Linked DNA regions of Homo sapiens: region 1 is linked to region 2. The links are chromatin contacts, found by Hi-C or POLR2A ChIA-PET in ENCODE. All regions are on one chromosome and are shown on one strand. Each heading gives the region's core, a stretch centred on a gene start or an enhancer-like site at or near the end of the contact. The rest is flanking DNA. Distances are from core to core; before and after follow the strand shown.

Region 1 (4,542 bases), core at 1,036-3,535, 310 kb after region 2:
GATGCTGGAAGCGCATAGATTTTCCTCAAATCCCTCTTGGTACATGTGAATCCACTACATCCAGAATCAGGCCATGCATCTTCACCAAATCATTCCCTTTGGGGAAGTCGTGGCTCAGTGCTCTTCTGGTTCAGGAACACTGAGCCAGAGTAAATCACCCCTAATGGTCCTCTCTGCAGCCAGTGAGATTTCTAATACAGCAAGAATTCAATAGAACAATACCTTTCTAAGGTACTAGCTAGACTGTTAAGAGGGGCTAATGTGGTAGCAGCCTCCTGGCACAAAGGCAAGGGTCTGTGGTTAGTGACTGTCGTGTCTGTCTGAGCAGGGAGAATGTCCGTGAGCAGAATAGCTGGTGTCCAGATGCTCCTAGTGAACTTTTATCAGTGAGCAGACGTGGCCTGGGAGGGCAAGCCAGACAGTCCAGCCGGCTTGGAGCTGGAAGGGAGGAGTTCAGTCTTAGGTCAAGATACTGTGCTGAGGGAGGTGGAGCTGTAGAGGCAGTGGGCAAACTGGGGGCTCCCTGGGAGCCCTGGAAGCAGCTTCCACCACTTTGGATATTTGGCAATTGGAGGTGGAAGGATGCCAGGGAAGGTGTTTGGGTTTCTTTTCTCTGTGAAGTTATGGCAGTGCCATCTTCCAATCAGCCATCAAGAGAGCCACCTTTAAGAGTGCCTCAAGTGAGCCAAATTAGGGGATCGCCGGGACAGAAAAGCTGCTGAGGTGGGATGAGCACTGTGGATCATCTTCTGCCCTTCTGGAAGTCTTTGTGGGCTGGACATCCCAAATGTGGGCCTGGGAAAATAACATTTCCCATACTTCATGTGTGTATGTTTCATTTTTTACAGTGGTGCTTTTGATAAGCAGTGTAACATCAAAGCCAAGAACTGTGCTTTCCATTTCTGGAAATATGAGGAGCCCAGAGGCTTCTCTTTGAGATAAGAGCTGTGTGACTGTGTGAGCTACTTAATTTCTCCAAACTTCAGTGTGCACCTTCTTTGCAGGGCTGTATAAGGATTCATTGAGATGCTAACCATGACACACTTGGCTCACAGTGGGTACTTAGTCCTTGTCAGCTTTCCTGCCCGTCTGCAGGGGTGGCAGTGGTGCCAGGGGGTGGCGTGCTGAACTGCAAGTTCATCTGGGATCTCCTGGTTGTGTTTGGATTTAGCTGGGGTGTGTCCTCTCCTCCTACACCTTGAGTCACCAGCCAAGGTGGAGGAGAGAGGATGGGGTGTAGCCTGTGTCCAGCTCTCTCTTGGACATGGTTGGGAGGTGCTGACCACAAGTCCGAGGCCCTGAAAAGAAGTGCTGCAAGGAGGATGTTTCTTTCCCCATTGGCACAGCATCAAGGTTCTCAACAGCTGGACACAAACAAGCTGTTCTGGGAGCCGTGTCTCATTCCCCTTCACCTCCTGCTTGCTGCCTGCTACGCTCACTGGTCACCAGGGCTGACGTATGGGGAGGAATGGAGAGTGGTCTCACTGACAGTGGATGTCATTGTTTGCTCTCTCTGGAAGGAGGATGTCTGACCGAGGCCAGAGACCACGCTCAGGGGACCTGGACGCCCGGGGAGTTCAAGCGAGCCTCTGTCCTCAGTGATGGAGTCCTGGGCCACTGGGGCAGTGTTTGGGTGCTGCTTCCACTCTGGCTCTTGACAACAGAGTTTGTTCCCTTTGAAACAAGTTTGTAGGAACCAGAGTGTGTGAGGGGCCTTTGGCAGCGCTGAAGGAAGGGCAGCTGGAATCTTTGACCCCCTCAGGCCCCCGCTGGCCTGGCTAGAGAGCTCTGCCTGGAAGGGGACCTCTGTTGCTGGGCAAGGGAAGGCACCTTTGGCTTTAGGAAGCCTGAGGGTCTTGTCCCTGTCCTGGTTGCCAGGGCTCTGCCTAGTGCCATGGAAGGGAAGACCAGATTGGAAGTGATTCAGAAGCCGAATAAATGAAGAGCGTGACAGCACTTGAGAGTCTTTGCGCATGTCATCTCATTTAATCCCCTAATAGCAGCAAGGGCGAGAGGCTTAGACATGTTAGGAAGCTTGTCACACCGTAAGCAAGACAGCCAGGAATTCTGATCTCAAGTCCAGCCACCCCTGACCATCGCAGAGCTCTGTGTGTGTGTGTGTGTGTGTGTGTGTGTGTGTGTGTGTGTGTGTGTGTGTGTGTGTGTGTGTCCCCGTCCGTCCCGAGCTGTGTGTGTGTGTCTGTGTGTGTGTGCACGCGTCCCGGAGCGCACGCACCCATCAGTGAATGCTGCCTCCACGTGGGCAAGGCATATGCGTTTTTCTTTCATTATTCTCAGAAACAGGCATCCAGTGCAGAACGGGCCTGTAATGGTTGCTGACTAAGTGCTTAATGGAGATGTTTCTGCTGATAAGCCTCAGTTGAAAAGGGAAAGACGCAGGCAAGCTGGCCAACATCAAAGCCGGGCTTTGTTTATAGATAAGGGTAGGTTTCATTCTGTGGGTTCCAGAGCCCCTGTCCCCAAATCTCAGAGGGGGTGAGTTTTAAACAGAAACTGTGTTTATCTCCCGCAGTGGGCTGGAAGACAGGCCTGCTGGGACTCAGAAGCTTCCCTCCCTCCCATCCTCCCTTCCTTCCTTTTTCCCTTTCTTCTTCCCTCCCTCCCTTCCCAGATAGCTAGCCACTGCCCTCATTTATAACATAACATAAATAATGCTCTCTCTGCCCCAGCTGTTTCCGTTTGGTTTTTGTTCTTCACATATTTTATTCGTACTTGATTGTGGGTTATTTAAAGTAATTTGGAAAATATGAATATTAAGTAGAGGAATCTGGAGAAGAGGTCACAGAACTGTAATGGACCCAAGCTGCAAAAATGCAAAACACAGTGTGTAACCATATGTGTGTGGACCTTCCCTCTTAGTTAAAACTGGCCATGACATGATGGTATGCCCCTCTTAACAGGTGTTTCAACTAGATGTAACCAAGTAATAAGTAGCTTCAATGATTGGGTGATGACGATTGGACTAAATTGTAATCTGGGCAGAAGTATAGAAATTCAACAGTTTTAAGGGCATTTGTGATATATGTGTATGTGTTACTTATGTGTTCTTCAGGACACAGATGGGGCCAAAGGACAAATTTTCTGTGTTTTCAGCACTGGGGTGCATGAGGGAGCAGGTGTCGGCCACACCAACACATATAAGTTGTTGCCTGCGGGTACAGATCAATGAATTCTTTCCTGTTACTTCATGGCTCAGAGGAAAGAAGGAAGAGCCAGCAAGTTAAGATCATGTATATGACGTAGAGCTAATCCTTTTAAATTACATGTTACAGCACTTCAGGTTTTGATATGCCCAGGACTGAGGTCCTTTTAGGTTTTCAGAAGACTGAGAATTCTTAGGAACCTAGACAGGGCCTCTGTTAAGGCTGAGCAAGCTGCGGTCTGCCTTCCTGTCTCTTCTGTTGGGCAGTCACGGGGGTGCTGATGCCAGGTGGCTTGTGAGCCTTCCCACTTTGCACTGTGCCTGCACTCGGGTGGCTTTTTATCAATCCGATACTGTTGCACTCACGTCCCACTTTGAGGCTGGATGAAGTCAAGCTGCCCGCCTTGCTGCCACCCTCTCTCATTCCAGTGTCTCTGACCACACTCTCACTAGGCCCTCTGGAAATCCCCTGTAGGATTTTGGAGGAGCATTCTGAGAACGGTTCTCTTGTATACGCTCTTGTTGTCAGGACACTTGAGCCAAAGTTGTTGGTCATTTGCCCCAGGAGCCCCTTTTCTTCTGCACGCTCTTTTTCCAGGGGATTTCAGGGTAGGTTCAACACTTTAAGTTACCCCGCCCCCTTTTTGGTATTTGTAGTGGCTTACACGCCCCAGGTAACTGAAAACTTTTGTTGGCTTATTAGGGGCATTTCCACATTGGAGCTGTAATCCGTGGAGATCAGGAAGACGTTTTCTTTGGGTGACTTTTTTCTCCTGGTGATGCAGTGGGCCAGTGCAAGGAGGAGGGTGAGTTTAGTTGCTATACACAAGCCAGGTACAAGACTTCCAGAGTGAGAGGGATAATTTACACCCTGTGGCTATTTATTTAGCACATCTTTTGTGTGACTCTCCAGTGCTAGGGACAGGGATCTCAAGATGAGTAAGACCTGGTTCCTGCTCTTAAGATGCTCATGGTTTAGTGGAGGGGACAAAGTGGGACACAGGTGATGATGGCATTACAATGAGAATGTAGAGAACCTACAACTGCTGCACCCCTCCCTGTTCTTCAAGATGCCTTCTCTGGCCATCAGGGCAGCATGTGCAGAGGCCCGCTGGTTTGGAATAGTGTTTCTTTCCATGTGTGATGCAGCGTTCCCTCAAAGCCGAGGCGAGGTTTATGCACACTGCCCAATTGAAATGTGTCTCATGTTCACTCGCTGCTGGATCAGCAGAACCTCGCGCAGGGCACTCCTTGGGCTCACGCTAGCTACTTTGCCTTTGTTTCTTCAGGCCTTGCGCTGCTTGGATTGAATTGGATTCTGCCACGCTGATATTATTATCTCACGCCTTTAAAGCCAGAATTTGTAATAAACTACTAAT
Region 2 (3,942 bases), core at 126-2,625:
AGGATGCTGTGTGAGGGGTTATTGAACCCAGATTTCTTTTCCATTCTATGCAGAAGCATTTAATTTTGCAGAAAGTTGGAGATGAGGTTTTACGTCTATGAATGGCCATGCAGGACAAGGACACAGATTCCATTAACCCCACATGAAAACACAGCCTGTGTTGAAACTGCATGTGGAAAGAAGTCCTGATTTATCTTCACCTGGTCCTCTTTAAATGATAGATTTTTTTTTTTCTTTTACCTCCTTTTTTGTTTTGATTAGTCCATTCTTAATCTAAGCCAGATAGACTCTTGGTCTTATCCAGTTCTTCCTTTCTTCTGTAAAAGTATTTTGCAAGGACTCTGGGTTCTGTGGAACTTTGGGCAGGAGGCTCGAGAAGGCAGGGCTCAGATGAGCCACCCAAGTTCAGAGGCTCCTTCCTTCTTCACGCTCATCTCAGCCTTGGGGAAGATGCATTTGCTTGGTCAATCGCTTGCTATGTCACAGCATCCTCCAGGTGTCTGGTGCTGGTGGTGGAGGGACGTAGTAGAATGAATCTCCCTCCTCACACCCATCAGAAAGTCTTCCTGCACCCCAACATTACCTCCTTCGTCAGCTCCCATGCCCACACAGTGCTTTTTAAACCCTCCAAACTGGCACTCAGAGCTGCCCCCTGACTGATGGCAGCTGCCCTCCCCTGGATGGCCTCTGGAACACATTTGTGCGTCCTGCCTCTGCCTCTTGGCTGGGGCCATTCCTCCCATTGAAATAACCCCTTCTCAGTGTCCAGCTCCAGGGCCCCCTCCCCTTGGAAGGTTTCTCTGACCATTCTAGCTAAAAGTGCTTGCTCCTGGCCTGCATTCAGCACTTTCTGCCGAGGGTGACCACGTAATCTATTATTCATAACACTTTTGAGATGAAAGGGAATCTTACTAATATGCTGGGACATCAGGGATAAACCAGGACTGTTTTGGGGAAACCATTCTCAGGTGTCTACTTCTTCTATCCCGATTGACTTTAGCTCCTCAAGGGCAGAAACTATATCATATACTCCATAGTATTTGTTCTAACTCCAGCACAGGGCCTTGTACATAGAGGGCACTGATTAATGAAATAAACAAGAAAGAGGATAAGTTGATGGGAGAAGTGTGGACAGATGGATGGATGGATGGATGGACGGACGGACGGACGAGTTTCTAACATGCTTAACCTTTTCTCAGAGAATAAGCTAGTTACCTGAGTGAGGACTTACTACTTATTTAAAAGCTCCCATATTTATCAGTTAAAAAAAAAAAAAAAAAAAAAAACCAAAAAAAAAAACCCTCTGCCTCTTGTCTGAATTCCTAGTTGGCCTCAGTTCCTCCACCCAGCCCCCCAGTTAAATGTGTTTCTCAGCTTCCCTCTGTGGCCCCAGCTGGAGGGCAGACACACCCTGGCCTTCATTTCCATTTGGTTTATTGTGGATTACTCCAGGAGGCAAACAGTTTGCTTCCAGCAGCATGTCTTCCAATAAAGAAAGGAAAGATTCACCATCCAAGAAACAGCCTACTTGTTTGGACTAAACACTAATTGCACTTGCGTCCTAATGGTTCAGTCCAGTCCCTGAAAATCAGGACCTCCTTTCACTTCCAGCATTATCTTATCTTGGGTGCATTTCTTAAACACCAGTAACTTTCTCATTATCAGGAATGCTCATCAGTGTTTCTGTATTTTTCTAAAGCATAGTTTTCTCTTCTCCTCCCAACCCCTTTCCCCACCCCCATTTCAGAAACGAGAAGGAATCCTCCAGTCTCGGCAAATCCAAGAGGAAATAACTGGTAACACAGAGTATGTCAACACCATTGTTGCCAGCGATTCTGTAATGGAACACAGATGTTTCTCTGAAATTCATCCATTTGCTGATATTTAGTTTTCATTTATTGGGATTGCAGGAGGGATTAGACTTCAGCCAATGATTATAGTTTAGCCTTTTCCATGCATTCAAAACATGCCTCTCAATGCTTAAGGTACAAACTTGGGTGGGGAAGTAGGGAGACGGAATTAGCAGTGATTGAAAACTTCTAATTTTGTGCCACTCCAGGAAAAAGTGTGCCCAAAAAAAGCCAACCCAGCATGAAATCGTCATGCCATAAACACTGGGTTGAATTTAAATTGTTAACCTTCAAAAGGACGTTTTTCTTCCTTTTCTGAATCTGATTTGGGCATGTGCCATGACCCAGAAAGCCTCTCTACCTTAGATTTGTCTTTTGGTTTGGGGTGGTTTTTTTTTTTTTTTTTTCATTTATTTTTAGAAATTGGGATATCAGAACCTATCAAAATTTTGCCATGGGGAACAGGAGTTTTCTCCTCAAGCAGAAAAAAAATTCATAGTGTGGGGTGAGTTTGTGATCCCGAGAACTGCACCCTGGCCCCATGCAAAGTCAGGCAGTTAGCTTTCAGCATTCCCTGCTCCCCAGACTTTTCTCTGAGTCCCCCTTGAACAAGAGCAGCATAGTGCAAAGAGCAGAGGCTGCTAAGCCAACCCAACTTGAGTTCAAATACAGGCTCTGCCACTTACTCACCAGGTGAGTCCCTTAACCTCTCTGACCTCAGTTGCCCCACCCAGAGAGGTAGGAAAGATTTACTGTGGTCACAGCTGTGACTTCGTTCCCTTGCCCTCTGTAGCTGCTGTTCCATCTTTTCTCCAGCACAGCTGACCCGTACCTGCCAAGCCCATCCAGTCTCTAGGAGGTTCCTGCCCTCTGCCCAGCCATGACTGACAGGAGTCTGGGGCACTGCCCGTCTAGATCACATTGTGTACATGGCTTAACAAGGACTAAGGGGCGTGGGCATTCCAGGCCGAGACTAGGGGCCAGAGATGTAAAGTGGCCTTTCCCAAGATGCCCTGTTTATGGCCTATAGAGACCCCATCAAGCAGCCTCTGTATCACCTCAGAGGCCAGTCTTGGTAGCTGAAGGGTCAACTGATCTATAGGGCACACCTTGGCCTTGGTTCTGTGAGGGATGGGAGGAGCCAGGCCTGTTGGGAAAGGAGAATTCCTCACTGTCCCACCGCCCACCACCCCTCCCCTATGCTGGGCTTGCCTGTGCCCACTATTTCACCTCTGGGAAAGAAGACGACAGAGCAGAGAGGAGCATGGCCTGGGAGAAACTCCCAAACCAGGGAGTGTGAAGTTTCAGATTATTGAACAATCTCTCGGATGCATGTTATGCTTTCTATGGTCCCTCTCTCTGCCACAAAGACATAAACATGGATGCAATGTCCTAATAATGACAACACAGTACAATTTATGGGACACTTTCCTATCTATTGATATTGATAGTAAACACATGAAGCCATGATTACACCCCCTAAAACCCCACAGCCCAAGGGTGAGGAAGGAGACTGTGCCCTTGGTTTATCCAGCACTTAACTCCAAGTTCATTATTCTTTCCAGTGCACTACTTGCAAGTGCTCACTTAGTGGGTGACAGGTGTGCTGATGGATAAACCAATATAATAATCATTATGAGAACCAAAAGTGTATTTGGAAAAAAGTGTTTTGAGCATTTACTACATACTAGGAATTATGCTAAAATATTTCTAGATATTAAATCATTTAATAATCACAACATCTGATTTAAGTATTTACCATAATTATCTTCATTTTAGAGATGAGAGACCTGGTGCCCAGAAAGGTTCATTAGCTTGCCCAAAGTCACTGTATGAGTTTTTTTTCCACACTTCTGATAAAGACATACCCAAAACTGGGAATGAAAAATGGTGAAAAATGGTTTAACTGGACTTACAGTTCCACATGGCCGGGGAGGCCTCAGAATCATGGCAGGAGGCAAAAGGCTCTTCTTACATGGTGGTGGCAGAGAAAATGAGGAAGAAGCAAAAGAGGAAATCCTGATAAACCCATGGGATCTCATGAGAATTATTCATTATCATGAGAATAGTATGGGAAAGACCAGTCCCCATG

Evidence for each region. A loop is a pair of places that touch in the nucleus more often than their neighbours do. ChIA-PET counts read pairs that join two places held with the same protein, here RNA polymerase II (POLR2A). Pooled maps may share reads with other maps.
Region 1: a loop to region 2 is called in a pooled map, with 2.2 times the contacts of the local background. The contact joins two enhancer-like sites. A Hi-C loop is called at or near these places in 1 of 50 pooled maps. POLR2A ChIA-PET finds 5 or more read pairs at or near these places in 2 of 52 experiments (BJ and PC-9).

Annotation. Positions count from the first base shown.
Region 1 is chr11:12,812,671-12,817,212 of GRCh38, forward strand. All of the region lies in intron 3 of TEAD1 (TEA domain transcription factor 1), which reads left to right. Among named protein-coding and RNA genes, the nearest start is that of TEAD1-AS1, 110 kb to the right of the region's middle. Within about 2 kb of position 2,286, at least 19 of the 41 ENCODE cell types and tissues checked have a DNase peak (open chromatin) inside an H3K27ac peak, as active enhancers do.
Region 2 is chr11:12,506,837-12,510,778 of GRCh38, forward strand. It overlaps PARVA (parvin alpha), which reads left to right. Exons shown (of 13, transcript NM_018222.5): 7 at 1,748-1,806. Among named protein-coding and RNA genes, the nearest start is that of PARVA, 130 kb to the left of the region's middle. Within about 2 kb of position 1,376, at least 6 of the 41 ENCODE cell types and tissues checked have a DNase peak (open chromatin) inside an H3K27ac peak, as active enhancers do.